Regions from separate parts of the Mus musculus genome. Here all the other regions are linked to region 6. Evidence: chromatin loops called from intact Hi-C (ENCODE). Cell type or tissue: left cerebral cortex. All regions are shown on one strand. Each heading gives the region's core, and the rest is flanking DNA. Links, peaks and the distances in the headings are about the cores only.

What was found. Peaks named below come from ENCODE experiments on the same cell type or tissue, not always from the same donor. Only the 100,000 strongest peaks of a DNase experiment are listed, where the experiment ranks them.
Region 1: a loop joins it to region 6, with 9 times the contacts of the local background. A loop is called at or near these places in 20 of 42 quality-filtered maps.
Region 2: a loop joins it to region 6, with 2.8 times the contacts of the local background. A loop is called at or near these places in 2 of 42 quality-filtered maps.
Region 3: a loop joins it to region 6, with 4 times the contacts of the local background. A loop is called at or near these places in 18 of 42 quality-filtered maps.
Region 4: it touches region 6 in a loop (4-fold over the local background); 2 of 42 quality-filtered maps call a loop at or near these places.
Region 5: a loop joins it to region 6, with 4 times the contacts of the local background. A loop is called at or near these places in 2 of 42 quality-filtered maps.

Annotation. Positions count from the first base shown.
Region 1 is chr1:81,514,155-81,519,378 of GRCm38, reverse strand. No RefSeq gene overlaps it. Among named protein-coding and RNA genes, the nearest start is that of Nyap2, 440 kb to the right of the region's middle. In left cerebral cortex, for the core only: a CTCF peak has its summit at 2,628; a DNase peak (open chromatin) is centred at 2,622.
Region 2 is chr1:82,148,512-82,153,735 of GRCm38, reverse strand. No RefSeq gene overlaps it. Among named protein-coding and RNA genes, the nearest start is that of Mir6344, 19 kb to the right of the region's middle. In left cerebral cortex, for the core only: no CTCF peak of the experiment used is centred there; a DNase peak (open chromatin) is centred at 2,756.
Region 3 is chr1:82,431,490-82,436,713 of GRCm38, reverse strand. The region is part of intron 6 of Rhbdd1 (rhomboid domain containing 1); the gene reads right to left. Among named protein-coding and RNA genes, the nearest start is that of Gm46095, 62 kb to the right of the region's middle. In left cerebral cortex, for the core only: a CTCF peak has its summit at 3,156 (motif pointing right); DNase peaks (open chromatin) are centred at 3,168, 3,683 and 3,784; H3K4me3 peaks cover 272 bases.
Region 4 is chr1:82,638,714-82,643,937 of GRCm38, reverse strand. Col4a3 (collagen, type IV, alpha 3) reads right to left here. Exons shown (of 52, transcript NM_007734.2): 2 at 2,443-2,499; 3 at 640-729. Among named protein-coding and RNA genes, the nearest start is that of Col4a3, 54 kb to the right of the region's middle. In left cerebral cortex, for the core only: a CTCF peak has its summit at 2,068 (motif pointing right); DNase peaks (open chromatin) are centred at 2,074 and 2,447; H3K4me3 peaks cover 416 bases.
Region 5 is chr1:80,827,826-80,833,049 of GRCm38, reverse strand. No RefSeq gene overlaps it. Among named protein-coding and RNA genes, the nearest start is that of Dock10, 72 kb to the right of the region's middle. In left cerebral cortex, for the core only: a CTCF peak has its summit at 2,478; DNase peaks (open chromatin) are centred at 1,787 and 2,467.
Region 6 is chr1:82,292,254-82,297,477 of GRCm38, reverse strand. No RefSeq gene overlaps it. Among named protein-coding and RNA genes, the nearest start is that of Irs1, 3.4 kb to the right of the region's middle. In left cerebral cortex, for the core only: a CTCF peak has its summit at 3,159; DNase peaks (open chromatin) are centred at 3,188 and 4,496; H3K4me3 peaks cover 641 bases; H3K27ac peaks cover 646 bases.

The DNA of each region.
Region 1 (5,224 bases), core at 594-4,593, 780 kb after region 6:
TTCTAGACTGTCATATTGAGCAAGGGTGGAGCACCAGTACAATGCTGTTGGTTTCTCCTCCTTGCTTCTTACAGTGTATACTGGTTAAAGGCAATAAAACTTAAAGCTAGAAAAAATCTGCAAATAATGCAAATGTGTGTGTGTGTGTGTGTGTGTGTGTGTGTGTGTGTGTGTGTTTGTGTGCACTTGCATGTATATGGTGTTGGATGGAGTATAAAGAGATTTTGTTCACTTTCATTGGTTACACCCATCCTTTGTAGATCTTTGGCTAAAAGAGAGAGAGAGAGAGAGAGAGAGAGAGAGAGAGAGAGAGAGAGAGAGAGACAGAGACAGAGAGAGAGACAGAGACAGAGAGACATTAAAGGTTGACACCTTTCCAGTGAACTACCAGGACCTGAGCACTGGCTATCCAGGTGAAGTGGAGCTAAGACAGGGCCCATGGTAGAACACCCTTCAGTCACAATGGAAAACCTCTTACCTTCTTCATGCTCATTCTGCTTCTTCTTCAACTTTCCTTGGCTTCTGTAGCTCACTGATACCTTTGTCTTTTCTTTGCTCTAACTTCTCAATGCCTCAGTTTCCCTGTTCTCACTGGTGTCTTCTCATTAGTATCTTTTCAGCACTAGGACATTTTTCTTCCCAGGGACAATGTTGGCTGTACCTGTTCTTGTAACTGGCAGGTGGTCAAGTACAATCTCTTTTCTTTTGTTTTTGTTTTTGTTTTGTTTTGTGTTTTTTGTTTGTTTGTTTGCTTGTTTGTTTGTTTGTATTTTAGAGTCAGGGTTTCTCTGTGTAGCCCTAGCTGTCCTGGCACTCACTTTGTAGACCAGGCTGGCCTTGAACTCAGAAATCCACCTGTCTCTGCCTCCCAAGTGCTGGGATTAAAGGCGTGCGCCACCACCGCCTGGCTCACAATCTCTTTTCTTGAGGTTGTGTTGAATCCATGGGATATGCTTGGGAGTAAGCCCCAGTTCCTAACCATGGGAAACTGCAATTTTAGACAGGCATGAGACAAGTAAATGAAGAATTGATATTCAAGTAGGAATAAATTATATCATGTCTACCTCAATGAAACAAGGCATTATAAAAGAGTTAGGTCATATTTGACTTGAACAGTGAATTTACCACAATAGATATCTATGGGAAGGGGTTTGAGAATTACATTTACAATTGCTTGGGGTAGAACAAGCTGGGTAAGGAGCATGAAATAGCCTATGGAGAGTCTTAAAAGTTAGTGTAAAGCTTCAAAGCTAATTAAGTAGCTAGAGACGATACTCTGAGAATATTTTAAAATAAAATAGTGAAAGTTTTGTTTTAAAATATTCTCTCTCGCTCTATCTCTCTGTATGTGCAGGCTTAAATGAACACAAGTATGCCCATGTACTACATGCTCCAAACTCACAAATCAACTAAGGAAAACGTTGCTTTCTCAAAATCAAACTGAAAGACACAAGCAATGCATAGCACTTCCAAAAACATTATTTAAGGTCCTATCAAACTAGATAGTTCTGTAACATATATTGAAGATCAATTTTTACTGATTATGTTGGTTTCTGATTTGAAGCCAATCAGAATGAATGTCAAGAGTCAGGAAAAAATAGATATTAAAGACAATAAAACTTAAAGCTAGAAAAAATCTGCAAATAATGCAAATGTGTGTGTGTGTGTGTATGTGTGTGTGTGCACGTGCGTGTATATGGTGTTGGATGGAGTATAAAGAGATTTTGTTCACTTTCATTGGTGTCATTTTGGGTACACTCATAGTGCCTGCAATCAGCAGGACAACTTTAGAAAATGAGAAAGTATTACACTGGCTTCACTTTTGAGAAATATGGTCTTGGGGTTATAAGCTCAGCAACTCCCTATACAGGAAGTGTCTGGACAATATCTGGATTGGAGTAGTATTTCTAAACTGCCAAGTTCATGTATTGTCATCAGATTTTCCACATACATATTAACAAAGTATTTCCATAATGAGTAAAACCTTACTTCTGCAGTATACTACGTTTGGAAACATTTTACTAATAAGAATACTTATGGAAGAATAATTTCACATTGCTAATGTTTAAACTACTCCCAAATTCATATTTTTTTGCTCATCAAAACATGTTTCAAATTCTCCCAAGAGATAAAATGGTTTCTTTTGTTACTGGCTTAACTTGTAGAGTCATTTCCCCTCAGGATAAACCATCATTATTTTTGTATAAGCATATCCCAAACACATATATGAAGATGTTGAATTACATACTTCCGCAGCTTGGATGTAAGCGATGGGAACGTTTTCCAAGTCAAAGCATGTTAAGAAGGGCCGATGACCATCATCTGAGCATCACTTGTCTAATCGCAAGGATTACACCTGGAAACTGGTCATCATCACCGAAGAGGCAGGGTTGCTTGGGATGTGCCTCATCAGAGTGACTCATACCAAGTTATTTTTCTCATAAATCTGCCTATTCCCCCACCATCTGTTATTTTCATTTTTCCAGAAAGTTAAAAAAAATACTGATGGAATGTTTTGATCCAAGTGTAGTATTCCTTGGTCCCAAGATGACATTTCAGCCAGGCCTATAGTTGGGAGATTGCATCGGGCTATTTTCTGGTACGTGAATCTCGGTGAGACATCTAGAGGCCATAGGCAGAATTGCTCAAGATTTTCTTTACTGATGGTAAACAGTAGGCCAGGCCTGTGAGCATAAAATGAATTTTAGATTTGCAATGAATTACTGGAATGCTCTCTGAAGGTCTTATGTTTATAAAATAAAATATGTTACTATAGGAAAGTTGGTGTGCATTACGGTTGAATATGTATTTAGTCATTTGGAACTGGACACACGCAAGGGAATGCACATTCGAAGGTTTTAGTCTAGATGGCATTTTGTTCAAGTCAAACATTACTCATCATGCAGTGTGTAATGTATCCTTTCTGTGTCTAACATGGAAGAATGCAGAGATGATCCTTACATTCATGCACATTATAGATGAACGTGAAAAGGGATTTTTTTCTCCTTTGTCAATGTATGTGCGTGGACTTGTGAGAGTAGTACCCAACATGTGCTATATTATGCCTCTGGAGTTCAGAGGATATTCTCACATGCTGGATCTCTCCACCTACCTTGTTTGAAGCGGGGCCACTCTCTCTGCTTGCAACCAAGCATCCCAGGCTGACTGGTCCATGTACATTGTCTCCATCTCCTATTTTACCCGAGGAACACTGAGATTAGAAATGAGCTACCACATCCAAATATATCTTCAGTCTAGAAAGATGGCCCAGAGGTTAAAAACACACAGTGCTCTTCCAGAGGACCCAGAGGATAACTTTCCAGAGGATAAATTGGTCCCAACACCCATGTCAATCAGCTTACAACTGCCTGTTAACTCTGCTTCTAGTGCATCTGACTCCTTTGGCCTTTGCACACACCTCCACTGGTGTGCACATACATGGTTTTAAAAATATTTAAACTTGCTAAATATCATATGTGCTTTCAAGGCAAGGCCATAATTCATGTACATAGTCCTATTGTAAAAACTGTGTATCACCTTGGGGGTAATAAACACATGGATATCACTTCTGGAATCAAGACCCAGAGGGATGTTCATTTCTGACAATTCGTTTGAGCTAATTCTTATTTATTTATTTATTTATTTTTACGGTCTCTGCTTGCATCTCCTATATTTTGGTAGTAGCTCACTCTTTTTATTGTTAGAGAATCTCCTCTCTTCTCTTGATCCATATGATCTGGATCCTGCCCCCATCTTTTGGAGTGGTAAAGCAGCTTTAGACAGAATGTGATATTGTATGGAAAAGGGAAAAATTGAAATATCTTCTCCTAAGATCTGGTATATGGCACAAGTGCTCACTCTGTCCACTACAGTTCAGTATAGCACTAAAATGCCTGTCCATAGTAAATTGGACCATACGTTTAAAGACAGAGTCACAATGTCTCAAAGACTAAAATGTAAGAGCTGAAACTTTGAAAATACTAGAAGAAAACAGGAAAACCTTCAGGGTAGCAGATAGATGACACTGGCTAAGTCTTCAATAGTGTGAACAAAATTAGTCAAGTGTGTTTATATCTACCTAAAAGCATATACACAATAAGGAAGACATTCATAGTGGAGAGAATGAGAAAAACTATTTGTAAGTGCTTTATCTGTAAATAAATTATATAGAGAATATATATGTGACTCTACTCAACGTATCAGGATAATGGGCACATTTAACATTTATTTTTATTTTTTATTTCATATGCATTGATATTTTGCCTGCATGTATGTCTGTGTGAGGTTACCGGAGCCTCTGAAATTGGAGTTACATACAGTTGTGAGCTGCATTATGGTTGCTAGGAATTGAACCCAGGTCCTCTGGAAGAGCAGCCAATGCTCTTAATTGCTAAGCCTTTGAAATTTGTATTTGTATTTTTATTTGAAAATGGTTATAGTTGAAGGTGAGAGATTTATCTGGGCATCCATTTATCAAGAAGATATGCAAATGGCTGCCCAGTCCATGAAAAAAAAATCAACATTGTTAATCACTGGCAAACATTCAGACCCTTTCTAGCTTTTCCAGTATAGATATTGCTGCTTCAAGAACAGGAGGAGGGATACTTTTTGTTCCTTAGACATGATGTGCATTTATCTCTTTGGCTTTTATCAGGAAAACATGAGGACAAGTGTAAGAGATAAGATATTTCTTACCAATAATACTTAAAATTAGGAACTGAAATAAGCTCAGAGAGAAGATACAAATTATGACTAAAATTTGGAGTATCCTCATTCTTTATAAACTCCCATAAAATCATCCAAGTGCTTAAAAAATTTACAACTGGCAATTTTTTTAAAAAAAGTATCTTGTGTTTTTGCCATTTTAAGTTCCCAATCGATTTTTGACTTACTAGTGATCCTTCCAGTAAAAGATATTTTGTTTCATTTTTACTCACAGAACTCCTCACAGGTGATTTGTGATGTCTTTCCCAAGCATATCTTGTCATAAACTTATTTTCCATTTTTTTTAACAAATAGTGCTTAAAGAGAAGGTAAAAGTTTCTCAGGGGAAAGTCAGTTTCAATATTCTGAGACTACCCAGTAACAACAGTGCAGTCAGCTGCTTATCTTGAGGTAAGAAAGACATGGTCTGAGTTACAGATCAGCCATAGGGTTCCAATGAATGCTTTGGATCTAAAACAAAAGAGTTGAATTTCTAGGTAGAAATTGTGCATCTTTGTGA
Region 2 (5,224 bases), core at 576-4,575, 140 kb after region 6:
AAAAACAAAACAAAACAAAACAAAACAAAACAAAACAAAACAAAACAAAACAAGACATGTCCTAACCTGGAAAATCTCATCCTGAAAGAGAGGAGAGTAGGACTACTTCCTCTTTGTCCTGGGCTGTATGTCTCAGCATGAGTAAGTCTTTTGAACCGTGCCTCCCCTCCCCCCCCACCTCCAACACCCTTGAACCCTCCCTCCCCCCACCCCCCCATACCTCCAACACCCTTGAGATGATCACCTAGCTTGGTGGGCAGGTTTCAGGTTAAACTTTCTCCTTATAGGGACTAGTCTACCTAGTACCTGGAATTCCATTTTTCTGCTCCTTGGTCCTAGGCAATTTTACCCCGAAGAAAACTCATCCCACTCTCCGAGGTTTACATAGCCCTGTTTGCACTGAATAAAAGAGCTATTTCACTGAAAACTCTCCCCAGAGAAAGCTATTTCTTCTGCACTCGTGCCAACCAAGACCCTGCTAACCCACCCAGCCAAGCTAAGCTTAACTCCTTCTAGTCCAGTGCCTGGATATCCTGAGATGGAAAAGCAGACTTGGGCTGGCACGTTCTGATACTCTCTACCTGGAGATAATGTTTAAGCTCACAGACCAAGTGTTCCATCCTCAGGATGTGTGTGGTGACAGGCACATCACCTTCCAGGGAGGGCCCATGCTCAGCTATCTGGAAGCCCCAGAAATCTTGTCCTTGTTACGGAGACTTCATTACGTAGGCATGGATGTTTGTACATTAGGTGGGAAGTAAGTAAGGAGTGCCTGGTTAGATTCCCTTTGATCTCGTTGGTCAGCACTCATCCATTTGGGACACAGGGCAGGGTTCCTCTGGAATGAAGATTTCATTACTACTGAACAAGAGTAGGTAGGAGAACTTATGTACAGACAGTGCTAAGACAGAAAAGTGGGAAGGATTTGGGTATCTATGCTCTGCTTTGGGGAAGAAAAGCCTGGTTACTGTTGGTTACCATGGGGAGGGGCAAAACCCAAGATAAGTATCATCACAGCACAGCCCGTTAGTGTATAAATGGAACAATTATTTGGAGCAAAAATTAGTAATTTTATTTACTCTAGCTGATTTGCTTAAGGGATTGGTTGTCACAAAATATAATCTTCTAGGGATCAATTGAGGCAATTATTTTAATTGTCAGAGGAAATCCTGACTTTACCTCCCTGAGACCTTTAAAAATATTCTCAGTTATGATTGGAAAAAATAGTATTCAATCATCTTCCATTTGGAAGCACTGTTCTATTTTGGCACAAGAGTGAGACCACACTTTTTTTTTTTTTTTTTTTGAGACAGGGTTTTTCTGTGTAGCCCTGGCTGTCCTGGAACTCACTCTGTAGACCAGGCTGGCCTCGAACTCAGAAATTCGCCTTCCTCTGCCTCTCAAGTTCTGGGATTAAAGGCGTGCACCAGCATGCCCGGCCTGAAACCACACCTTCTTAAGGCATGACTTTATACTTCAATATCGGGCAAACAAAGGTTTGCTAGACCCCAAATAAAACCAATGGTGATTGTTTGGTTTATTTATTAGTAGTTGTATTCACAGTTGTAACCATAACTACCTTTACTGAGCACTGGATAGGAGAATAAGTAAAACTGCCCATATAAGTATCTCATTTGACTTCTATTTTGCAAAATAACTCCTATTTTCACCCCCATATTAGAGAGAGGAAACAGAAAAGTCTGAGGACATAAAAAAGTCACTGATAAGAATCAAATCCTTGAGGATGAAATAGTGCTTGAGTAAAAACTAACTTTATTAAAATGTAATAATGATTAATAGGAACTCCTTTAGCGTAGGAAAAGCAGTGCTTCAGACAGTTCCCATCTTGCTCATCTTTGCCTAAGCAGCTCTGATATTGGCCCCTAGAGCAAAGTCTGGAGAGTGATGCTAAGTTTTCCATGTCTACCAAGCATCATTTGAAGGGTCATCTGGCTTTTATACTGTCTCAGTGGCAATATGTCTTACAATGACCTACAAATAGGGCATGGAGACTCTGAGGGAGAAAGAATAAGGGAGACATCATGAAACCAACATGGTCCTGTTCTTCTGTAAAATAGTACTCAGGAGGGAGATGGGGCAAGAGGATCTTGAACAGGTCAGAGGTCAGGCAGAGATATATAGCAAGATCTGTCTCAGATGAAGGAGGAGGAGGAGGAGGAGGAGGAGGAGGAGGAGAAGGAGGAGAAGGAGAAGAAAAAGAAAGAAGAAAGAAGGGAAAGAAGAGGAGGAGGAGGAGGAGGAGGAGGAGGGAGAAGAAGAGCAAAAGGAGAACAAAAAAAGGAGAGGAAGAGAACAGGGGTAGGAAGAGAGAATGAGGAAATAGACAATTATGTGAGCGCTGCCAGTCACTCTTACCACTCCCAACCAGCCACCAACTATCCTTCATGGAAGGTGCCCTTTCTGTGTCTGGCTTTGTAGACCTGACTTCCTGACTAGAGGGCAACCAACCCATAGCAAGGCAATATCTTGGTCAATCAGAACGGTTCTGAAATTGCTCTTGTGAACCTTGACTTTGCTGAGCTTAGGTATCCTGTGGTGCTCTGAGAGGAAAATGAATGCTGAGAGTCTGAATGTGAGTACAGAATCTACAATCTGGCCTGGCCCTACATCATCCCTTGTCGCTGGCAGCGGCCTCAGAGAGAGTTTATTGACAAAGGAGAAGGAAGCTCACAGCACACTGGTATGACTCACCCCAAGTTAGGGGGGAGGCAGTTCACAGGGCCACCCGCCTGCCGGAACAGGAAGGCCCTTATTGTGCTCAATCGTTTTCCTGAATGCCTGTTTCAACAACAGCAAAAGGAAACATTACTGTTTGGCTCCTCGCCAGGCTGGCCACTTGGTACTTTCAGTGCATAGAACGCAGAAATCTGGCTCAGACAAGACATTAAAGATACACATGGCTGTAGTTACTTCTGTGTTTCAGAGGAAATACTGTGTTCTGCAGTAAACAACCCTGGGTGATTTAAGGCAACTCTTTTTATTTGAAGCAGCCCTAAATGAATGTTTAATGGACCGGTTTCACACCCAGGAACCCAATGGGAGGCCTTGACACCCTTTCCCACAGAATCCTACAGGAATAAAATATGAAAAGTCCCGTCAGCTAGCTATTCATGGGTTCACTCCAGACAGACTGGGAACGGGTGGCGAAAATGTAGCCAAGGGTAAGAGAAGAAGTAAAATCAGAAGGCAAATGTATAAAGGCAATGTAATTAAGAACCTGTAGGCAATTAAGCTTCTGGGCATAATTACAGGCAGACACCTACACAGCTGAGGGCTTTGTGGTCCGTGAGCCATTGTTGGAGGAAGTGTGTCACTGTGGGGGTGGCCTTTGAGACCCTCCTCCTAGCTAGCTGCCTAAGAAGCCAGTCTTCTATTGGCCTTCCGATCAAGATGTGGAACTCTCAGCTCCTCTGGTGCCATGCCTGCCTGGACACTGCCATGTTTCCCACCTTGATGATAATGAATGAAACCACAGAACCAGTAACCCAGCTCCAATTAAATGTTGTCCTTTATAAGAGTTGCCTTGGTCATGGTGTCTCTTTACAGCAATAGAAACCCTAACTAAGACACATATTAAGAGACTGAAGGGCCTTCTTGATGGCTGTTCTGGTTAGGTTTTTCTTTTTAATCTGATACATCTGAGAAGTCACCTGAGACAAGGGAGCCTCTGTGGAAGAACTGCTTCCCCTGGATTAGCCTGTGAGCATGTCTGCGGTGTATTGTCATGATTGCTAATTGATGTATAGGCCAAGGCGGTACTGTCATGAAGCAGGCGGTTCTGGACTGTATAAGAAAGGCTGAGCGCAGGCCAGTGAGAAAGCCTGTAAGCTGTGTTCCTCCATGTTTTTTGCTTTAGTTACTGACATGAATTCCCTCTATAATGGACAGTGACCTGAAAGTATAAGATGAAATAAACCCTTTTCTCCCCAGGTTGCATTTGGTCAGAGTACTCTTATAACAGCAACAGAAAACAAACTAGAATAATAGTTAAGTATTAATTTCTTGTTCTTGCGGAGGAGTTATAGACAGGTGGTTTTCCATTACCTGGGCAAGTAATTCCAAGAATACAGATTCACCAGACAGAACTATATGTCAATACAAACTTCATGCCTGCCTCCAATTCCTAGCCCCATTGGGCTGAAGACAGTCTAACCTCTGGAGAAGGGAATCAGGGTGGTGTGCATACTGTCTGCACTTGGGAGCCATTGTATCTGCAGTTAACGTAATTTCTGGCAGGTATGGCATATGGAGGGGATAATCACTTCACAGAATTATCAAGTTCTAGGCAGAGGAACAGATGAGGAAGGTCAGGCAGGGGTCTGCTCTTAAGGCCTCATCTGTGTGTCACAGCTGCTGAGTTAAGTCAGAACTCCCAATAGAAACAGCCAACCTCATCCCAAGTAGGATTCGCATGTGTGCGCATCATACCATTCTCCCAGTTCACATCCATCAATGACCGTGTCATTTTCTGTGATGGCTGACCTCGATTGTCAAATTGATGGGATTTAGAATAACCTGGGAGACGAGCTTCTGGGCATGCCTATGAAGGTTTATTTTGATTAGGTTAATTGAGGTGGGGAGACCTATTCTAAATGTGTTTGGTACTATATGGAAAGGATCAAGTTAGCTGTGTGCTAGCATTATGGCTCTCGGTTCTCAACTATGGATGCAATGTGGAGAGTGACTTTAAGGTCTTGGTGTAATGTGGAGAACAACCTTAAAGTCTTGACACCAGTCTCTTCCCAATATGATAAACTGTACTCTCTGTGAGCCAAAATAAATCCTTCATTCCTTAAGGTGTTGTTTTTGTTTTTTAAATCTGGGTATTTTGTCACAATAGCAAAAAAGTTAATTAATGCATGTCCCTTTCTTCCTAATCCTATTTGCTTACAGAGTATACTGTTGGTGTGTGTGTGTGTGTGTGTGTATGAAGCAGATGGGGCCATCCGGCTAATTTCTTAGAGTCAAAGTACAACCTCATTACAGGTTGGCACTTGCCTAGAATCCTAAGGGTAAAGTCAGAAAAAGAATTCATATATAATTTTATAACCATTGAAGCCATCATTGCCTGCTTTTAGAAAAATTAAAGCTGTACCTACTACTAAAATACTTGGAAATATGATTTTGTAGCATTCCAGTTAGGAAAATCCTATATGGTTTTCAGTGTTGTTTCTTTCCTTTATGGAGACACACATGACACATG
Region 3 (5,224 bases), core at 685-4,684, 140 kb before region 6:
CACACCTCTTTCCCTCTTGGTGCCCCAGGCATGTGCTAGTTCCTCAGTTAACACCATGATCTAAAAAGGAGGATGCCATTGTCTTATTGGCAGCTAAGGTACTGGATCTGTTTGAAAGCAGTGGGGACCCTAAGATTCCCCACAAATGCCAGATTTTATTCAGGACTCCTGAATGTACCTCCTGAAGTTAATATCCCCTTTGAGAAAGATTAAGGCACAACACTACCCAGCCCGCATAGGTAGTTCACCATGGTTTCTGAAAGCACTGAGTACTTCTGACTTCCTATAGAAACATGGAGGAACAAGAAGGAAGCGGCTGACTGAAAGCTTAACAACAAAGTTCCATTCTCTCAAGGACTCACTACAACAAGAGAGATTTATTTTAAGTGAATGGTTAAAGATTTTAATGTAAAACATACAAGGTAAAAATCTTTAGAAACTCTGTCTTAAATCTCATCAAACTTTTATCCCTTTAGTGGTTTACTGTGAAGAGTTTCAGTGAATTTGAGAGTGGCTTGTAAAGGCTTTAGGAGCTTCTAAAGTAGCTTCCACCTGTAACGAGATGGTCTGTGTTAGCCATCCGGAGGTGCCTTGCTTTATCCAGTCATGTAAACTGAATCTGGAGGCTCAAAGAGACTGCTTGCGCCCAGGAAGACCTTTTCTTCTTCTGTTCTTTTGGACTTTTCGTTTTTATTACTGGAAATCATTTAGGGACATTCATTGGACAAATACATACAGTCTCCTAGAAAACCAGCCATAGACCCAAGGACAGAAGCCATGTTGTGTCCTTCACTCTGAGTGGCTAATACACAGGAGGCTATGGAGACAGAGAAATGGATACACATCTTCAGACATGGGTGTGAGGCTGTAAGTAAGAATGGAAAATAGAAACTTAAAGGTAAAATAGAGAATTCAGCTTTGTGCTGTGGGTCTATGAGGAGTAAAACATAAGAAACACACCCCGCCAATGCCGGAGGATGAACGCCCTTTAGCATTCTAAAGTCCAGTCCTCTCAAGATGCTGTGGGGTTGGGCTTGGCTGCGGTCACGGCCTCTCCTGATGTTCAGAAGGGTCCAGAGCAGATGAGAGGGAGCACAGGAGTTTGGCTGCTCTCCATTGCTTGCTAGGCTGCCTTTGCTCAAGTCCTAGAGGCCCCTGAGAATTTCCTGATGCCTGATCCAGACTTCTCAGGTATTCAAGGCCTCCGTTTATTCTGACATCTGCCTGGAAGGGACAGGGACTTTCCACTGTCTGTTTAGAGCTGGTTTTCTTAAAGGTAGGTCTCCGGTATGATGGGTGAGGGCAGGCAGTGAAGTTCTAGTGGTCTCAGGGCCTAGAGGGGAGGTCTCATTCTTAATTCCTGCCCCCTGATCTTGGAACTGTATCCAACGAAGACATTTCATTTTCACTATCAAGGAAGAGGATAGTTGCAGGGTGTAATCCAGAGTATAGTAAACTGAGTTAAAAATATGTAATAACATTAGGTCCTTCTGAGACACAGTGAAGCTGGGCCCTGCTGCTGCCTACCTCCTGCTATGTCCTTCATCTTCAAAGCATGGTGGTGGTTTTAGCAGCCCTGGACCTAGGCACAGCAGTTTCCAACCAAGAGGGACCAGTTAGCCAGTGGAGGCAGACTCAAGCTGAGAACCGAGCCATTCAACAACATCTGTAATGCAAGAGTTCTGAACAAAGCTAGATGGTCTTAGGCATGGCATGGGCTTGCTATGACTCTACCAGGAGCTTACTCTGGACCTCATCCTCTTCCTGTATAACTGTGAGGGCTATCCCAGCCTTGTGCTCCTTCCACACTGAGGTTCATGTGCCCATCACTGGTTTCCAGTGAGTGTTCAGGGCTGGCAGGCCTCCCTGGATAGCACAAATTTGTCCTGTCTGCTACCTGCAGCCGGGGTTGCCTCTCTGAAGAGTGGTGCTTGGTTCTGACTTTTGGTGGCTGGACATGAAACTACCATGCTGTGCTCTTTGGCAGTGTCCTCTAACTCATTTGGTCTCATTCAGTGCCCTGCTCCAACACTCTGTAAACATTTACAATTACTTTATATTTTTTTATTGGGATATTTGGTTAACACTGCCAAAGGTAATAGAAAATTCAATTCTTATGACGTTAATGTTATATTATTAAGATAATTTGTCAATACTAAGAATCAACCATCAAAATATTACCAAGAACTCAATTCCAGACTACATTTGGATTCTGCCAATTTTCCTAAGGTTTTGTTCCATGGACCAATCCAAGGGATTACAGTCCACTTAGTTTCTTGGTTTGTGGGAGTTTCTTAGTCATTCCTTTTTTTTCCTATGACCTTGACTGCCTGGCTAGACACCCAATAGATATTAGGTTTGCTTGATTAGACAGAAATTCCAAGTTTCAACAAAGGAAATTAAAAAGCCACAGAAATAAAGCGTAGTCTGTGTACACATCAAAGACATATGTCACTAACAGGACGGACCACTTGTGAGGCCAAACCCTAAGGACTGTTTGCCAAGTACAATTCTCCATTGTACATTTTGTTAGGATTTTATTTTTATGTTTTATTTATGTGTATGTATGTGTGTCTGTCTGTGATTATCTGCACACATGTGCAGATGTCTGTAGAGGCCAGATGAGGGTGCTGGCTATGCTGAAGCTGGGGTCACACGGGGTTCTGCAGTGCCCAAGATGGGTGCCGGGAATTGAATTCTGGTCCTCTGCAAGCAGCAAACACCCATAAATGCTGAGCTGTACCTCCAGCCCCATTGTAAAAGCTTCGTTTGAGTTCCAAGAGGATATAGCTTTGACCTTTGCCTCTACCAGTGCCCTGGGTAAGCTGGAAGTGGGCAGCCAGGGCACTTCACACGAGACTTGCCATCTAGCTACCCACGCCTGGGGATGAGCAGCGGTGGAGCCACATAGAGCCTTCACTGAGCTCCATCTCTGATGTCCCAGTGTGGTCACTCCTTCCTGCTCTCTGCATGGGACTCACCAGGGAACTTGGTTAAGAGATGAATTTAGGGTTGGTAGGGCTGCCAGTAAGCCCATACACTTAATGTTTACTGCGTTCCTGTATGGCTATGAATGTGAAGTACTCTAGCCATTGAGACCAAACATCTTTGTACTGAAAAGAGCCAGTCGGTTTCTCTCAGTGCTTACAGTTGCCAGCAGGTGGAGGCAGAGGCCTACAACACGGTGTCTGTAGACGAAAACTAGGACACATTCCAGTCAGCAAAGCATTCCACTTTGTAAGCAGAATCAGGGTCATTTTGAACCAGATGGGCTCTACAGAAGACGCTGCACAGAACATTAGGGAGTTGTTTACTGTCTAGATGGTCTGCGGGTCATCTGCCAGCACCTAGCAGGTTCTGTGTCACATCACAATTCTTCCCCAGGAAAGACTCACAAGGTCCTGGGAGAGAGGACACAGGGGTTTCATATCAGTTCCAAAGTCAGAATTCATTTTTGCTCATGTGCACATGCCTTGTGCTTACTGCTCCAGTCCGTAGCCCCCTTACAACTCTAACTCCAAGTCAGAAAGATGAAACTATGTAATGTGCGGTGACTGTCAAGACTGAAGGCTGTAAGGACTGCAACAGTGCAGGATGTCTAACAGTGAAGGATGCCTAAGTGCAGTGGTTCCTGCTAACTTGCACAGCCGCTCCGACCTGTAGCAGTTACCGTTCTCACCGCTGTAACCGCATTACTGGCAGAAACGATTTAAGGGAAGGTTCATTTTGCTCCGGGCTTCAGAGTTCGGTGCAGGGCTGCTTGGCACCACATGCATGGGTAAGAACATGGTAGCAACAGGAGTATGAGGCAGAGGACCTTTCCTCCTGCTGGACAGGAAGCAGAATAGGGCAAAACAGGAAGGGGCCAGGTCAGGACATAATTTCCAAAGACACACTCCGGGGACCTACTTCCTTCAACCAAGGTGCACCTCATACTTTTTTAGTACCTTGTAACACTGCAGTCATATTATAACTTCCGCAGTCCTAGTTTAGATCCACCAAGGGATTAAACCACTCAGTTATGCAGCACACACACAGGTGTGTTATACTAATGTGGAAATTTCCTTGGCTAAAACTGATCTTTATTTCTGTGCATCTGTGTGAGGCTTTGTGAGTGTATGTGCACCTCTTGCATGCGGGGCATTCTCCAGAAACAGGCATTGGATTGCCTGGGCCTGGAGTTACATGTGGTTGTGAGTCACCCTGTGAGTGCTGGGAACTGAACCTGGGTCCTCGGCTAGAGCAGTAGGCATTCCTAATGGCTGAGCCATCCCTCCAGCCCCAGATCTAGGATTTTCTTAATTTAAACACGTTCACAATCAAGGTTCGCTGTCACACCTCTCTCTGTGTATCCTTTCTCGGACCTCCTACCTGGTCTGGTCCCAATCCTTGTCCTAATCCAGAGGGATGTCAGACAGAAGGAGAGGAGGAAGAGAGAGCAGGTTAGACTGAGTTGCTCAGCTCTCACTGTGGCAAGGCCTGATACCGTGGTAGTTCAGGGAATGGACAGCTGTGTAAGGACAGTCAGAATGTGGCCTGACTTTTTTTTTTTTTTTCCTTTGCAAAGAACTGGACTGACCAGAACTTCAGAGCAGAGTATTCCATGAGTTTTAGAAATCTACAAAGCCCCTTTCACACAATGGTTTTTGCCAGGAGAATTCATTGGCTTAACCTGCGATCTCAAGTAGCTGCGGATGTCCTGCCTGTTGGTGCAAGTTCAAGGCATCTGCCCTGGACCAGATGCCTGTCCCTTCCCCCAGTCCAAATGATGACACCCTAATCTTTACTGTGGTGTATTTTCAGGTGAAGGCTTTTGTAGGTTGTTAGAGGAAGCCTCTACAACGGGGCTCGTGCCCTTGTAAGGGGCTGAGGCCAGAGCTTGTTGTCTGCCATAGGCACAATGGGGATGTTATCATCCTAGGCAGGGGACCACACCAGAGTCCAGTCACCCTAGCTCTTGGAACTCAAATAAGGGAAGCTAGGAAGCCACAGACTTTGGAAATACAGCTCGGTCTATTAATGAATTTTATGAATTTGCCAGGACCCTAGATTTCTTGACACATTTAGGAGCAAGAAACAGACTGACAGATGAGATGTCATGTATATGTATATGTATGCTCTTAAAAGCCTTAAATACTCAACACTAAACATTCTTCGAAGACCACAAGCCTGGGCAGTGTATAACTACATGTCCAGATGTATTGATATCAATGCATAATTATGG
Region 4 (5,224 bases), core at 545-4,544, 350 kb before region 6:
GGGGACTTCCAAAAACAAAGGCAGACAGATCCACACAATCTGAAGTAAAGCAGAGGTTTATATCAGGTAAGGACCCCAAAGCACACTTCACAGTGGTCATTTGGAGGTCACCAGTGAAGTTCGCAGGATTGTTTTCAGGGAAGAAAGCCAAAGGCAAAGTGGCTCTGGCTGAGGGGAGAGAAGCAGGAGAGCCACAGGTATCACACGAACTACTCTTTCAAGAACCCGATGAAAAGAAAAGACAAGGAGAGGATGAAAATCCTTTGGTTTGGGGACCTAAAAAATCTAGATGGAGTTGTGTGCCAGCAAACCTTGTATGTTTCAACACTAAGATAGGTAAGCCAACACCAAAGGGGTTCCAAGACCGGGGTGGGGGAGTGTAAAGGGCAGAGGTGAAAGGGCAAAAGACCGCCTCCCCCCCCCCCCCCATGTAAGAGGTGTTTGGATAGACTCCTAGGCAGAAACTACACAGGGCCTGGGTGGGTGAGCTGGGTGAATGCTTAGCTAGGACAGGAAACCAAGAATTTGTTTTATATCTGCCAGATGGGAGATTCTCTGTACGGTCTCAGTGGCCTATGTGGTGGGCATGGAGATGGGTTAGGTGGACAGAGGGTTTGTCAAGCTTGCAGGCCCACATACCTTGGGTCCCTGTGGTCCAGGCAAGCCTTCAGGACCTGGAAATCCTTTCTGGCCAGGAAATCCAGGGGAACCAGGAACCCCTTTCTCCCCCTGTTAAAACCAAAAAGAATCCAGAATTAAGCGGCAGTTATCCAGCACCACTCACTACCACAGCACAGCCTTCTCCTTTCAATGATGCTCTTCCCTTGCATCAAGGGGTCACTAGTTAGCACTCAGCTCCAAGGGTAGCCACTGTCTACTAATATATGTCCATAGGTTTCAGAGTGATGCCCATATCCTTTAGAGACTTTTGCCAGACAGTAGACCTACTCAGGATAGATGTTAGAAGGACAGGGACCGAGAATTGAAAGAGCAGTTTTGATAGAAAGTTAAGATTAGTGGAATGTGTTTATTGAAGGATAGAGATGGTGAGGATGAGGAGTAAGCTGTATTTTGAGATTTTAGTAATGATGGAAGGAAAATAGAATACCATGGAGGCGTGGACTCAAAAGCGTTCTTGTTATAAGGGAATGAGTCCCTCAACCAGCTGTTTTCATAGGAGTTTCAGGAGAGGCACCAAGGGCAACATAGCAGAAAGTCTGAGCGGAATGACCGTAGATGATGCTGTGGGGAAGCGCCTGGTAGAAGTGAGTGAAATAGAGTTTCACCAACAAAAAACATCCTCTTGAACCAGAATACTGGAAACAATCCTCAACACTCAAGGCCATTAGTTAGTTTGATCAAGTTTGTTACAGTGGGCAAGTACAATAAATAAATAGATAGGTAAACAGATAAGAAGGATGGATAGATAGATAGACAGACAGATAATAAATAATAAACCAACAGAAAAGATCAGAAGTCTGCTACTTTACGCTTATATAAGTCAAGCACAGCCAATAAACAGAAAATAAAGAGATTTACTAGAGCTTTCTTACCATTTAGTTACTCTCATGTTTTAAATTGGATCATGCATACAACTGGGACTCAACATATGCCTGGATACAAGTTCAAGTACAAAGAGAGACATTCCAGAGTAAATATGAACATGCTACATTCATTCACAGCTTAGGTGGAGAGGGGCGGACCCTAGTGCAAGTGAGTTATACATATATTACCTATAGATAAAATAAGTATTGAAATTATCCTATAAGTATATATATATATATGTATATATATATATAAATGTCTTATTTAGATAGCTCAAAATGTGCTTTCTTTGAAGTAATTTTAAGAGTTACTTTTCATATTGTTGAACGATTAATTAATACCTCCGAGGAAGAAGAGGTTTGTAAACAAAAAAATACTTTAGCTCTGCCTCTGCCTTAATTGTCATAAATTGTGAGTTAATGGAGCGAACTGATGAGATTTCACAGCCTTCTTTTTCCTTGAATTCTGCAATGGAGCTTTGAATTTTTGTTTCAACAGGGCTGCTGCCAATTTCGCCACCAGGGGGCGGTCTTGTTCCAGTGCAGCGGCACAGCGTTGCGGGTTTCAATGTTTACATCGAAGCGAGAGAATCAAGTTGTTTTAATTTCTTCTCTCATGTTTAGCAACATTATAAATATAGAGTATGCTAGGGAGGCTTTCATAGAAATGTTCTTTTTCTGCCAACTTGCTACTTATTCAGCCAAGAGAGTTACAGTCTGGCTGCCAGTATTTACACAAGGTAGCCGGAGGAGCTTTCAACATTGTTTAAGGTTAATGTTTATATACAATTACTTTAAAGGTGGATTTAGGGGACTGGATGATGATCTCCACTACAGAAGGGCGAAGTGTGACCGACTCAGGCATCTGTGAAGAGGCGGCGAGAAGTTCTCTTCTTACCTTCTCCCCTTTGGTCCCCGCGCAGAGGCATTGTCCTTTGCCTTTGCAGACACAGCCCTGGGAAGAGCAGAAGAGGACAGTTGGTGGATAGCGAACTGTTTTCTGTGCTTTGAACCTTGGACACCAAAATCATGATCCGCATGACATTATGGCAATACTTCAACGAAAATGAATAGAGAAAAACATCACAGAAGAAATGTCAAATGACATAAAAGTGTCACTTTTTAAAAATCAGACTTAGGAAGTTAGGCAGTTTAGTTGTGGGAAAGGTGAAGTTGGTCAACCCTCTCCCTTTTCCATGATAACAAAAAGATGAACTATATGAAACTGCCATTGTTGTAGGTGAGAAGTGGCTTAACGTTGGCATATTTTTAGATTCAGCAGAATGTGTGTGTGTGTATGTGTGTGTGTGTGTGAGATAGATAGAGAGAGAGATAGATAGATAGATAGAGAGAGAGAGAGAGAGAGAGAGAGAGAGAGGCAGGCAGGCAGATAGATTTGGATTCAATACCTGGCTTTCCTGTGTGCACCATATCTCATATGTGACAGTTGAATGCATACCATTTTCTACATGTGGTTCTAAGCTTTGCTTCCCTGAAATAGCATTCAAGATTTGTATAAGAATATTAATGTCCAGATGCCGGGCAATGGTGGTGCACACCTTTAATCCCAGCACTTGGGAGGCAGAGGCAGGAAGATCTCTGAGTTCAAGGCCAGCCTGGTCTACAGAGTGAGTTCCAAGAGAACCAAGGCTACACAGAGAAAGCAAAAGCAAAAGATGTTGATGTCCACTGTATGTCTTTATGATGGTATCAGAATGATGTTTCTTTTATAGAAAATGAGGCACATCACTGAGTTAGGGAACTTCTATCTAGTTACTTTGACACATACAAATCAACTCTAAAAAATATTAGCCATCTACAGAAAAGCAAGGAGAAAAATAATTGTAAGTAGTAGATTTAATATGTACTTTAATACACCTGATATATTCTAAGGTCATACATGAATCTTTATCAATATTAACTACCAATTAGTTTGCTCCTATAGAAAAATATAATTGGTAATTGACAATATCAACTGGTAATTGATGAGCTATTGAGGAGAATGGTAGGGAAATTTGAAAGAAAACAGGGAATTCTACTTGTGCAACTTAAAGGAAAAAAGGTCTCAAAATCTAATGAACTGAATGTATTTGCTTAGGTTAGGACAGGAGGCTTTTCTGCCATTCACAGAAGAGGGTGAGAAATGATTTCCACACTTCCTGCCCTTACCCCATTCATGCATTGTGATCTCTTGGATGAAAAGTACCTGGCTGAGACACCCACAGTCTCCAGGTCACAGGCGTCTGTAGTGATAAGAACCGATTCTAATTATTTCAACCTTGCCTTCCTAGTGTTTTAACTGTCTATATTCCTATCAGTCAAGTATTCAACTGCACTCTTCTTAGGAATGGGTTGCCTGAACGCCCTTGTCATCTGGCAAGCTGTCAGGACGGCAGATTCCCATCTCTGCCCCATGACCAGCTGAATCAGAAACCTTGGGACTAGGTCTCAGGAGTCTCTTTCATCAAGACCTCTTCGTTGCTAGTGATTTCTTTCTCACGGCTGAGAACCCTGTCTCTGAATGAACTTGACATCATAGGCTTGGAGTTTCCAAGCCACTGTCCTCAAGTAGAGTATGCCAGGGGGCCCTGGCCCCTGTCCTCAAGCGATAGCAAGAAGTTCTGCCTCTCTCAAGCCACAGATGCCTCAATCCTCATCTCATTTAGGGAAAGGGGAGGGGACATGTTGGCCCTCCTCTAAACCTGAGACTATTAAATGGGGCCACAAGGCAGGCTTAATTCAATCTTATTTTGTCTATCTATCTATCTATCTATCTATCTATCTATCTATCTATCTATCTATCTATCTATCTATCTATCTATCTATCATCTATCTATTATCTGTCTGTCTGTATATCTACCTATTATCTATCTATCTATCTATCTATCTATCTATCTATCTATCTATCTATCTATCTATCTATCTATCTACCTATCTACCTATCTACCTATCCATCATCATCATCTATTTGTTTTGAGTAAGAGTTGTTCAGCCTTCACTCTGGAAACCTTTCGACTCCAGCTTGAGCATGAGTGTCCATGCTGAACTCCCTTGGTCTAGGCTACAACTCCTCTTGTATCCACTCTCATAAAGCTTCTATAGTTTCCTGTCGTGTTTAATGTATCTTTTTCTGATGGCTCAGTGTTCCAGGAGAGAAGGAACTTCCCAGTGTCATTCATGTCAATGTCCTAATCGTGCCACATATTCTGAACAAATGCTGGGCTCATTGGATGGAAGTTTATGGTTTCTGCTGTGACCGAGGTGCTTGCTCTAGGTCTCTGTGGTTCATGGACAATTATGATTACGGTGAAGACAAAGCCGTTGGCAACTCTAACGTGTTAAGACCGACACAAACTGAATTATTTGTTACTTGCTTGGACTGAGAGATTTTTATCAAAGCAGTAAGACCTCTTGAGAGTTGAAAGGCAGTCCAGTAAGCAGTCTTACATTGTCCCATTTAAGTTTAACTGCTGTTGATGCAATCTCCACATACCCTTCATTTTCCTTTGGCTCTGTTGATCTCCCCCTCTTTCTGTCTTTACCTCTACACACAACAGACAGACAGACAGACAGACAGACAGACAGACATCACTCAAAACCAAATGAGCATATATTTATTTTTATCTAATTCCAGCATTAAAAGTAGGAAACCGAAATGAATCCTTGCTTATTAGGAGATT
Region 5 (5,224 bases), core at 565-4,564, 1.5 Mb after region 6:
CCCACTCCCACTTATTGGCCCTGGCGTTCCCCTGTTCTGGGGCATATAAAGTTTGCAAGACCTAGGAGCTTCTCTTCCCAATGATGGCCAACTAGGCCATCTTCGGCTACATATGCAGCTAGAGACATGAGCACTGGGAGTACTGATTAGTTCATATTGTTACTGAAAGGACCCTGATATAGCTGTCTCCTGTGAGGCTATGCCAGTGCCTGGCAAATACAGAAGTGGATGCTCACAGTCATCTATAGGATGGAACACAGGGCCCCCAATGGAGGAGCTAGAGAAAGTACCTAAGAAGCTGAAGGGGTCTGTAACCTTATAGGTGGCACTGTATATTTTTTGAAACTGGGGAGAACATTTTGATATAAACAAGCGGCAAGTGTTTGGGGATATAAATGTGTTGAACCTTATTTGAAGGCTATATACTGTATCAATGTACCAAAGTAATGCGCTTGAGGCCAATTAATCTATACGCATCACAGAATCTCTATCCAAAACTGATACCACAAATGAACTTTAAAAACACTGAAAAACAAAAGAAATGTATCAAGATAGGAGAAAAGATGAATAAGCAGAAACTGGTTGAAATATACTTTTCATTGCAAAATATGAGTTGTGATTTTTGTAGCCTGCTCTTCTACTCCAGATAGTCTAAGAAAACTTTAGAAGACAAACTCCTACCTTATAAATATCCACAGTGTTTAAGGTATGCAAATTGTACAAATAGTAATCAACACTTTTAATGAGTTTGCCATAATTAAAGTCAAACCTTTTTTTCCTGTGATTCAAGATATTGCTATTCAAATGAAGCAACACTAACTTATCAAAGCATTACCTCTTACCACAATGATTATCCCATACAATAAATTAACATGCTATATCACTTAAGGTTTTGATTCATGCTTAATTATAGTTTCTCCCATTTAATTACAAATTAAAGACACTAATCAAACCTTACTCTGAACTGCTGTCTGAGACTAATGACTTTCCTTCCTATCATTCGGAGAAGTCTCTCTAATCCATTTTTCCTCCCTAAGACAGGTCAAGTGCTTTCCTTGTGTGTTATCATAAAGTAGTGTCTTTCTCCTTCACAGCACTTCACATAGTGGTAATTATTTTAAAGATGGGTGTCATTATCAGCTGAGGACTGCCGTTCCCCTGCCCCACCCTAAAGGTCACTATGAGCATATACCTGCACTGGTTAACACATGCCAAAAAGCCATAGCAGCTCCATAGCACGGCTATCTGTTGAACTGATGTGTAATGCATTTCAATATTATACCCCCAAAATACTGCAAAAAAAAAGAAAAATCCCATTTATTAGATCAACCCATGGATAATACTTTGTGAATTAAACTATAGAATCAAAACATGTCCCATCTAAGAATGAGCATTTAACCACAAAGGTCAAAGTAAAAAGTCAGTAGCTATCATATTTCATGCTTGAGTAATATTGTTTCTTGTTTTGGATGCTTTGAGTAGATGCTCTGCATATATGAAATAAACAAACAAAGGTGAGACAAGAAGTCAATCTGCCTTAGTTTATCCCCGTGACAGATACTGACTAGGTATGATTAAAGAGACTGAGCTTTCATAGGGGAAGTTGTGTTGCACCTTGAAGTAATCACTTCCTGGATGCTGATACCGTTATGGAATATGAATCAATCAAGGCTTACAGATGGTCACTACAGATCCATTTGGAGAGAGATTCATTAGTCCTTTTGTGTGATTTGCAATGGGCCAAACATTCTTGAGGCTTTTTCTCTCGCTTTTATGTTATGTGTGTATGAAATCTCAATATAGATGTGTATATAGTTCACTCTACCAAGCACAGCTGGGTGATTGCTGCTTGCTATTGCATTAAAGAAAAGAACACAATTGAGAGGCCTGGATACAGTGAATAACTGATGAGAGCTGCAATTGAAGTGCCTTTTTTTTTTCTTCTGCTACATTTCCAAATGCAGTAGCAGAAACGAGGTCATTTGCATATGCTATACAAGCAGGATACAACCTTAATACTTTTTATGTTTAAACTAAATCTGGGGTTTGCTATTATCTTTGTTAATCAAACTATAAAATCCATCAATGCCTGATTTGGTTGAAGCTCAATTCCATATATTGTCCCCAAAATGCTATTGCTTAAAGAGTAGTAAAAAAGGATGTCACTAACATTTGATTGCTCTTACTATCAATGTACATGCAAACTTTACTATTCAGTCAGCTCCTCCATTTGCAAAACACAACTGAATATAATGTGTATTTGTCAGAAGAAAGAGACCTGTGAAAAAAGGCAAGGAAGAGAGAAACATGTGAAGAGTCAAAGAAAGTAGGAGAGGGATAAAAGGAGGGAGAGGAAGAAGGAGAGGGAGGAAGGGCAAAAAGAAAAAAGGGATACATGGAGGCAGGGAAGAGCAATTCTGATGCCCTCTAATTCCCTAATTTAAAACTATTGCTAGCACTCTGCTGCAACCTGCTGACAGACTAGAGAATTACAAATGAGAAAAGACTAAGTATTCACAAGAGTTGTACTACTATTTATTGTTCATTTTAGTTTGTTAGCTTTATTTATTTATGTTTTCTTTACATCCCAACTGCAGTACCTCTCTTCTCCCCTGACAGTCCCTCCCCTCCACCCTCACCCCTCACTCCAATCCATTCCTCCATTTCTATTCAGAAAAGGGCAGGCTTCCCACAGGTATCTGCCAGCCACAGCATATCAAGTTGCAGTAAGACTATGAACAGCCTCTCCTGATAAAGCTAGACAAAGCAATCCAGTAAGACAAAAGGGTCCCAAAAGGAGGTAACAGAGTCAGGGGCAGCCCCTGCTCCCACTCTTAGGAGTCCCACAAGAAGCTACACAACTGTAACATATGTGCAGAGGCTCCTTGGTTGGTGGTTCAGTCTCCATGAGCCCCTATGTCTCCAGGCTAGTAGATTCAGTGGTTTTCCTTGTGGTGTCCGTGACCTAACTGGCTCCTACACTCCTTCCTCCCCCTCTTCCATAGGATTCTCCAAGTCCACCTAGTGTTTGGCTGTGGGTCTCTATATCTGTTTGCATCAGTTGCTGGACAAAGCCTCTCCAATGACAAATAGGCTAGGCACCAATCTATGAGTGTAGCAGATTATCATTAAACATAATTTCATTGACCTTTTTGCAGTTTGTAGCCTCCCACAAGCCTGAAGCAGGCTGAGCCAGACCTTGACTTTGTTGCCACTAAGGAGATCACCTAGGGTGGAGCCTGCCTCCCTGGATCACTCTATTGTTCTGCAACTGCCTCTGCTGCTACCTGCCTGGAGTCAGCCTAGCTGTTCCTGAACCTATAAGTGGTCACCTGCTGCTGGGCTCCAAGGATGAATTGGCGGGAATGGACTTTCCCCCCTCCTTTATAAAGTGTGTCCACCATTAAACAGGTGAACCTTGAGCAGACTAGTTGTCTTGGTTCCATTATTTGTCAACCCACCTAGATCCCCTCTTCTCTTCCAGTTCCAAGATGCCTTCCAGGCTTGAATCCGGACATGAGAGCCTCAGGTCGGCCCCAACAGCAGTTATTGTTCATTTTTAAATCCAGTATTCCTCATAATTTTACGAAAAAAAATAGCAAACTGAGATATTATTGAAACAAAATGGCTGTATGGTTTCCCTGCTAGGAAGGAGAATAAATAAATAAGCAATGTACTCTTAAAGATCGTAACATGCTACCTCACACAGAGTAGAGTCTTCTTGACAAACCCTGACCTGGATCCAAGCCCACACACCAACAGGTAAAGGTGCTTCAGAAAACCTCATCAGGAATGGGGTTGAGACAGAAGCCTCAGTAGCAGGCCATAGGCTCTCTATCTTCCTGAGACCCTTAATATAGCCAGAAGCTCTAAGGCCTCATCAGTATATCTTAAATAGCTGGAAATTGTGTGCAAGAAGAGCAAAACATTGCTATGAAATGACCAAAACTTATTTTATTGCCTTCTATATGGAGGCAGTAATATCTCTGGGCAAATCTAGAAGCTGACCTCATGGCTTTTATCTGTCAGGGATGAGAATGCACTAGTCAGACAGTGTGAGGAAGCCATTAGAAGTTAATATATGTTTAATAGTATAAGAATAATTTCAATGCAATACAAAGAAAAGGTTTGTGTTATATGATGTGTATATATATTAATATATTGTATATTATATGTATATATATATATACACATATATGTGTGTGTTTGTGTATGTCTGAAGTTCAACCATTACATTCAGTGGGATGATATATATATATATATATATATATGTATATATATATATATATATATATATATATATATATATATATATATATATGACTAAATTCCTTCACAAAGCTTAATGTTTTTCTACCAGGCTGAAGAATAAGGCTTCAGAGGTTTCTGGAGGAAGAAAAATGGACTATGAGAGATTCCTTTATTTTTTGTGTGTATAACTACTTCCTTTACCCTTTTGTGTATATAACTGCCTTATTAGAATTATTTCTATAACTTTCATCATAAAGATCTTTAACTCTGTGGATTAAATTTGTTCCGAAGAGATTTCCTTTTGTAGCTATCATTCATAGGATTTCCTTCATGATTTCTTTCTCATCAATCTGATCAAGGACTGTAAATGTAGTTCTGATTGTAGAATCCTTGCCCAGCATGCACAATGCCCTTGCTTCAATCCTTAGCACTACATAAACTGGGAATAGTGCTATGGGCTGAAATCTCACATATCTGATAAGGCCACTCATCCCTGTTGGTTCACAGATACTCAGTTAGACATCATCCATCGAGGACAGCTGAACCTACCAAGTTATTAACTTAGCACATATCTTAAAAACATCCAGTAGGCCTTAATATAATGATTGGAGAACCAGAACTTATTAGTTTCTCCCTTCAACTATCCACTTGCATGGGGGCTCAATCATGCAATGTTAGTACTTGGAAGTCTGAGTCAGGGGAATTGCTATGAGTTCCAGAATAGCCTAGACTACAAGGTGAGATCATGCACATATGTGACCTTTCCCCCACTTTGAAGAATCATGCCATCAAAAATAATCAATGAGTAGTTGAACAAGGAGGGTTTTTCCTCCCCTACTCTCTGAGTTGGATTGAACTTAATAGAGAAAGATAAAACTTATAGCCTCTGCAGTTCTGCATGTTATGAAAATGTCAAAGTAAAATATCCAGCTTCTAAGAACAAGTAAAGGGATGCTGTGCAAAGTAGTTCAGT
Region 6 (5,224 bases), core at 744-4,743:
TCTTATTTCTTGCAGTGAGTACCTCTTGGTTCCAGTTAGTGCAGCTCTTATATATGTAGGTGTGTGGCAACTTTCCAAAGACCACGCCCCCCAAAAGAAAGTGATTCTCTTTTTCTCAGTACTCATTTACTGCCGGTAGCTCTTCAGCTAGGAGTGGGAGGTGATGAGACCTGGTCCACTCTGTGCTAAAGTGTCAACTGGCTTGATTTTATGCTGGTAACCAAAGCTGCTCTGAATTCATGTGTGCCCTTCCTTTCTCACTGCCTGCTCTTACATTCTTTCTGCCCCATCTTTCTAGAAGCTTCCCGATCCTTGAATGGTGAGAGGCTGATGCAGATGACCCACTCACAGCTGAGCATCCAGAGTTATTTATATTCAGAAATTGATGGCAAAAAAGTTTAAGGTCACTGAAGCAGACTTGTAACAGTTCCTGAAGATCTAACTTGCATGCATCTTATAATGTCCCCGTGAATATGGTTTTAAACATAGGCTAACTCTCTGTTGGTTTTCGTGTCCCAGCATCCCTTCATCCCCTGATAATGGAAGTGGAACATGAAACAAGTCCGCATGAAATCATGGAGGACTTTAGGAAGGTGATGTGGGCTGGAGAAAGTTTTGACTTCAGTGACTCGCTAGGTGATTCTGATGTCAGATACTCTGCCTGGAGTTACACTGCACATTACCGCACACAGCCACATAATTTCAATACCTGAAGTTCAGAGAAGCTCTCTCCTGCCTAAACCAAAGAAGCTAATATCTCTGAGCCTTTAGTTAGTGATTAGCCCCAATTTGAGAAATTTTGAGGAGTCAACTTTGATTTTTTTTTAATATCAAAGAAGAGAGAAGACATACTTGCTAGCTTTAGAGTTAAGGAGAGAGTTTGAGGAGAAGCAAGAGTGTGGAGGTGAGTTTAAGATGCTGTACGGGGTGCTGTGTGTCTAGACCCTACCTGCAGAGGAGACAGCACATCTATAAAATTCAACCAACTATTTGAAAGGCAGTTTGGGTATCAAATTTTAGACTGAGCACACTGTAGCAGAACAACAACAACAACAACAACAACAACAACAACAACAACAAATGATACTGAGTGGAGCTGGCTTCATTCTCTGCCCCCACTGGTAATCCCAGATACTTGGGAGACTGAGGCAGATTACAAACCTGAAGTCTGGACTACAATGAGTTCAGGGTCAACAGAGCACCGGAGTAAGTCTCTGTTCTGAAATGAGTTACAAGAGGACTGAGAACCCAGACAGGAGACTCTGGATTCAATGTCCAGTCCTGGGTTCTGGTTCCCAACTGCAAAGCCAAAGGAGTGGCCTTGTTTAAGCTAGAGGACTGAATGACAGACTCTCCATTTCTACTGAAGACAACTGAAAAGAAATTAAAATATCATAGTTAAAATAAAGATGCACAGAACGGGTAGAGAGAGGGCTCAGTGGTTAAGAGCATTTGCTGCTCATACAGAGGACCTGGGCTCAGTTTTAGGCACCTACATGGTGGCTCACAACCATGTATATCTTCAGCTCCTGAGTTCTAATGTCCATTTCTGACCTCCATAGGTATCTCCATGCACTAAGGCACCCATGCTTACATATACATTCACGTACAGTTCTAGAAAGATGCAAAGAAAATTAAAATGAAAAAGGAAATAAAGACTATTTAGAAATATGCCATGCTTGATCTTCCCTCCGGAAAAACAGCATCAACCAGTACAATTCCTGAAATGGAAGAATTAAATCATGGCATTGAGTTTTTACTTTCCCTTTCCCCAATTTCATCCATTTGCCTATTTCCTGCTTTGATAGAAACCAAATGATGAAAGTTTTGACATTTTTGAAGGGATTAATATATTTCTGAAATCCTGGGTTAGCACTCCATGCTTTTACCCTCCGTGAATTCCCCGGATACGGAGTGAAATCCAGACCGAGAGTAGAGATGGATTCTCACCAGCCGATTGCCAGAAATTGACTTTTCTCAAAGCTGCTGTGAGATGCACCCAAGCGTGGGTCATTGCCTGCTCCACCCAGCTGTAGTGAACCCAGAGATAGAGACCTTTATTAGGTAAGCTGTATGTTTCTGTAATTCGGTAGCAGCTAATTAAAAATTTCCCCTTTGTGTGTAAGCCAATATTGCTTAAAATTCTGCATAAGTAGGAGTCTCTTCATATTGCTTTAGATGAGGGTATTTTTTCACTACAAGTTGTTTTGGGGCTGGGAGGAGGTCAGAAATCTGCAATATTTTAATTACATCATGGAAAGAATAGCTCTCCACGCTTGATACCAGTGATTGAATAGAGAAGTCCCCAAACAGTGAGAGCTCAGTTAAGTAGAATGTTTATTGCCCTTGTTCTCTTTAAGCTTGCATAGAGCTGTGAAGTGAGTACTCTGCTTGCATCTCATAGCATCTCACTGTTGTGCCTTTCAATCCATCATCAGAAATAGGAGTCTGTGGAATCAGCAGCACTGAGAACATGGTAACTACAGAGACCTCTCGCCTACCTATGGGAACCTGCTCAAGCAGGACCTTTATTTTATTTATTTATTTATTTATTTATTTATTTATTTATTTATTTATTTTAAATCCTGGGGCGGGAGAAGCCTCAATATAGCAGATTCAATTATTTTGTATTGTTGATCCCCAAACTGCAAGAATGTATCTCATATGGTTTGGGTGGCTTTGCAGAGGAGGCTTTCAAATATCTGCAACTATGCAGATATAGTAAAATAATGCAATCCTTCAATTTAAAAAAAATCCATGAGTTTTCATTTTCCTTTAAGCATTGTTCCAAATTGCCACAATTAACTGAGTTTCCAGTGGTTTCTGTAGTGATGACCTATTTGTATTAAGGAACATGTCTACTGATACATACATATATATATATATATACCAATGTATATGTACATCATATATGTATCTAATAACTGACATTTTTATATGATTTTCTTGGTAACATCATACACTGGCCATTTTCCTATTTTAACAGTAATTGTAGATATGTTAATCAAATATGCACCGAAGACACGTAAAATTTTAATTCTCACTATCATGACTGTATTGAAGACATCAATATGTCAATTTAGTTCTGGCAGCGCTTCTAGTCAATGTTTTAAAATGCAGACAGCATTCCTTTATTCATTGCGCAAGTGGTTTCTAGCTGTCCTAGAGATGGCAGCATTGAGCAACTTATTTGGTAATTGGTTGCTTGCCTGTTCTGTGAATTTTCTCTTGGGTGTAAATTTTCATTACAATACACAAGACTAATTTAGCATAAGGTGACAGGATAATACACGTATCTGCTCAACACGACTTCACCTGAGTTCCACAAAAGCCTACCTTTCTCTTCTGTATATTTATGTGAATCAAATGTGAATTTGTATTCCTAGAGTTATCTCAAGCCATCAATTAAAAAAAAAGTACAAAGAACTGAACTTACTGTAGTATAGTTTGAACATTAGCTGCCTTTAAGATTTGTAATGAAACTCGAGTGAGTTGTGTGTGTGTGAGGGTATGTGTGTGTGTGTGTTAAACTTCACTGATTGGTGAGCAGTTTGTTACAACGATCTGGTTGTCTGTGTCTGTGTGTCTGTCTGTGTACATAACTGGGGATCCAATCCAGGGCCTTGGGCACCTCAGAGCAGATGGTCTACTTCTTCTTCAGTCAGAATAACATTACTTTTATATCATAAACACCCTAATGTTCTGTGAAGATGACTTATAAAAATCTTCCAAATTAAATTGTTTTTTTTGTTGTCTCCTCCTTCAAGAAAATACTTTCCTCCATAAAGGTACCTCCTTTTTCCCCCTCTCTCTTTTTTGTTTGTTCTTGGTTGGTGACAGAGGTCAGGAAGGAAGTAATTTTAAAAGTTAAAGTCTGGATTTGAAGTGCTTTCCTACATAATGCGAGGTCCCCTCCCTGTGGACTAATCTAGATTAAGCAGTTGCTAGACTAGACTAGCTGTTTATTCCCCCCCCCCCCCCACACACACACTGTTATTCTGCTACACTAACTTCAGATATCTCTAGTTGCTATCCTCCCAACCCCTAATGCATTTCAAATCTTTAGAGTCCTCTTCTTGCTATTGCAGTCTCCGTACCTTTTCCAAATTACTTGCTATTTATAGCCTTCCTGTAGTGGGCACATGTGCCCGCATCACCAAGCTGTCAGAGGGGAAAAATGAAGGCTATCAATTCAATGTGTACCGCATAATCCATTAACCAGGTTTAGGAGAAACTGCATGATAAAGGAGGTGAAAAGAGAAAACAGAGGCTCCTGAGCTTTCGAGAGGAGGTGACACCTACAGATGCGGAATACCCCAATTCAAGTACCGCAAGCATCTGAATGGCGCCAGTGCCTACATCTGTACCCTCTCCCTCTCTCCCCTTTACCGCATCTGTGCAAGACAGGAAAGACAGGCAACTCCACCAATCAGCAGGCTGCCCCAGGAACCTCACCCCGCCTCTCTAGCCGCATTATGCTGAGGCGCGCAGCCCCCTTTACCCATCCGCTCCTCCCCTACTCCAAGCCAGGCAGTCTAGTGGATTGAGCATGCCCAGCACCTTTACTGCTGCGTCTCACTGCAAACAACCTGCAGTGCTGGAGAGCGGGAGGCTGAGAGGGTTCCTGGCTTAGGAAAAGAGGTGGAAAACTAGAACCGCCCATGGCTAGAGTAGAATGGCTTTAAGCACTGGGAGCAACGTCACATTTGTAGGTCTTTAATGCCGGTTGGGCTAGACAGGGACACCCTGCTTGATTTATAGGTCATCTTAAAAAGAAAAAGAAAAAAAAAAACTTTGGGGAGCGTCTGCTTGTGGTGAGACTAAGAAATAGGCTTTGCAAAGAGGCTGCTGACCCGTTTTCATCAAGAAGTACCCATTTTCCTGTGCAGCCTAGCCACTTATCCTTGTCTCCCACTTATCCTTGTGGTCAAGGTTAAAAGTGTATAGGGTCGTCTAATGCTCGTGCAAACTATGAAACAAACATCTGCTAACATATACACAGTAAGGGTGTACACTTAGGAACTCTCTGAAGGTCCTTTACATCTTTAAAAAAAATCACAAATAGACTTACGAATGTGATAAGGGGTGCCAGGTTTCCTCCAGCCCCCGCCCCCCACCTTTTGCACTAACTAACCCTTAAGTGTGAATCCCTCTTCACCTGCATGAAGGAAGAGAAATGGTGACTTTTACATTTTATTTCCTTAGTGATCAGCGGCTAATAGTG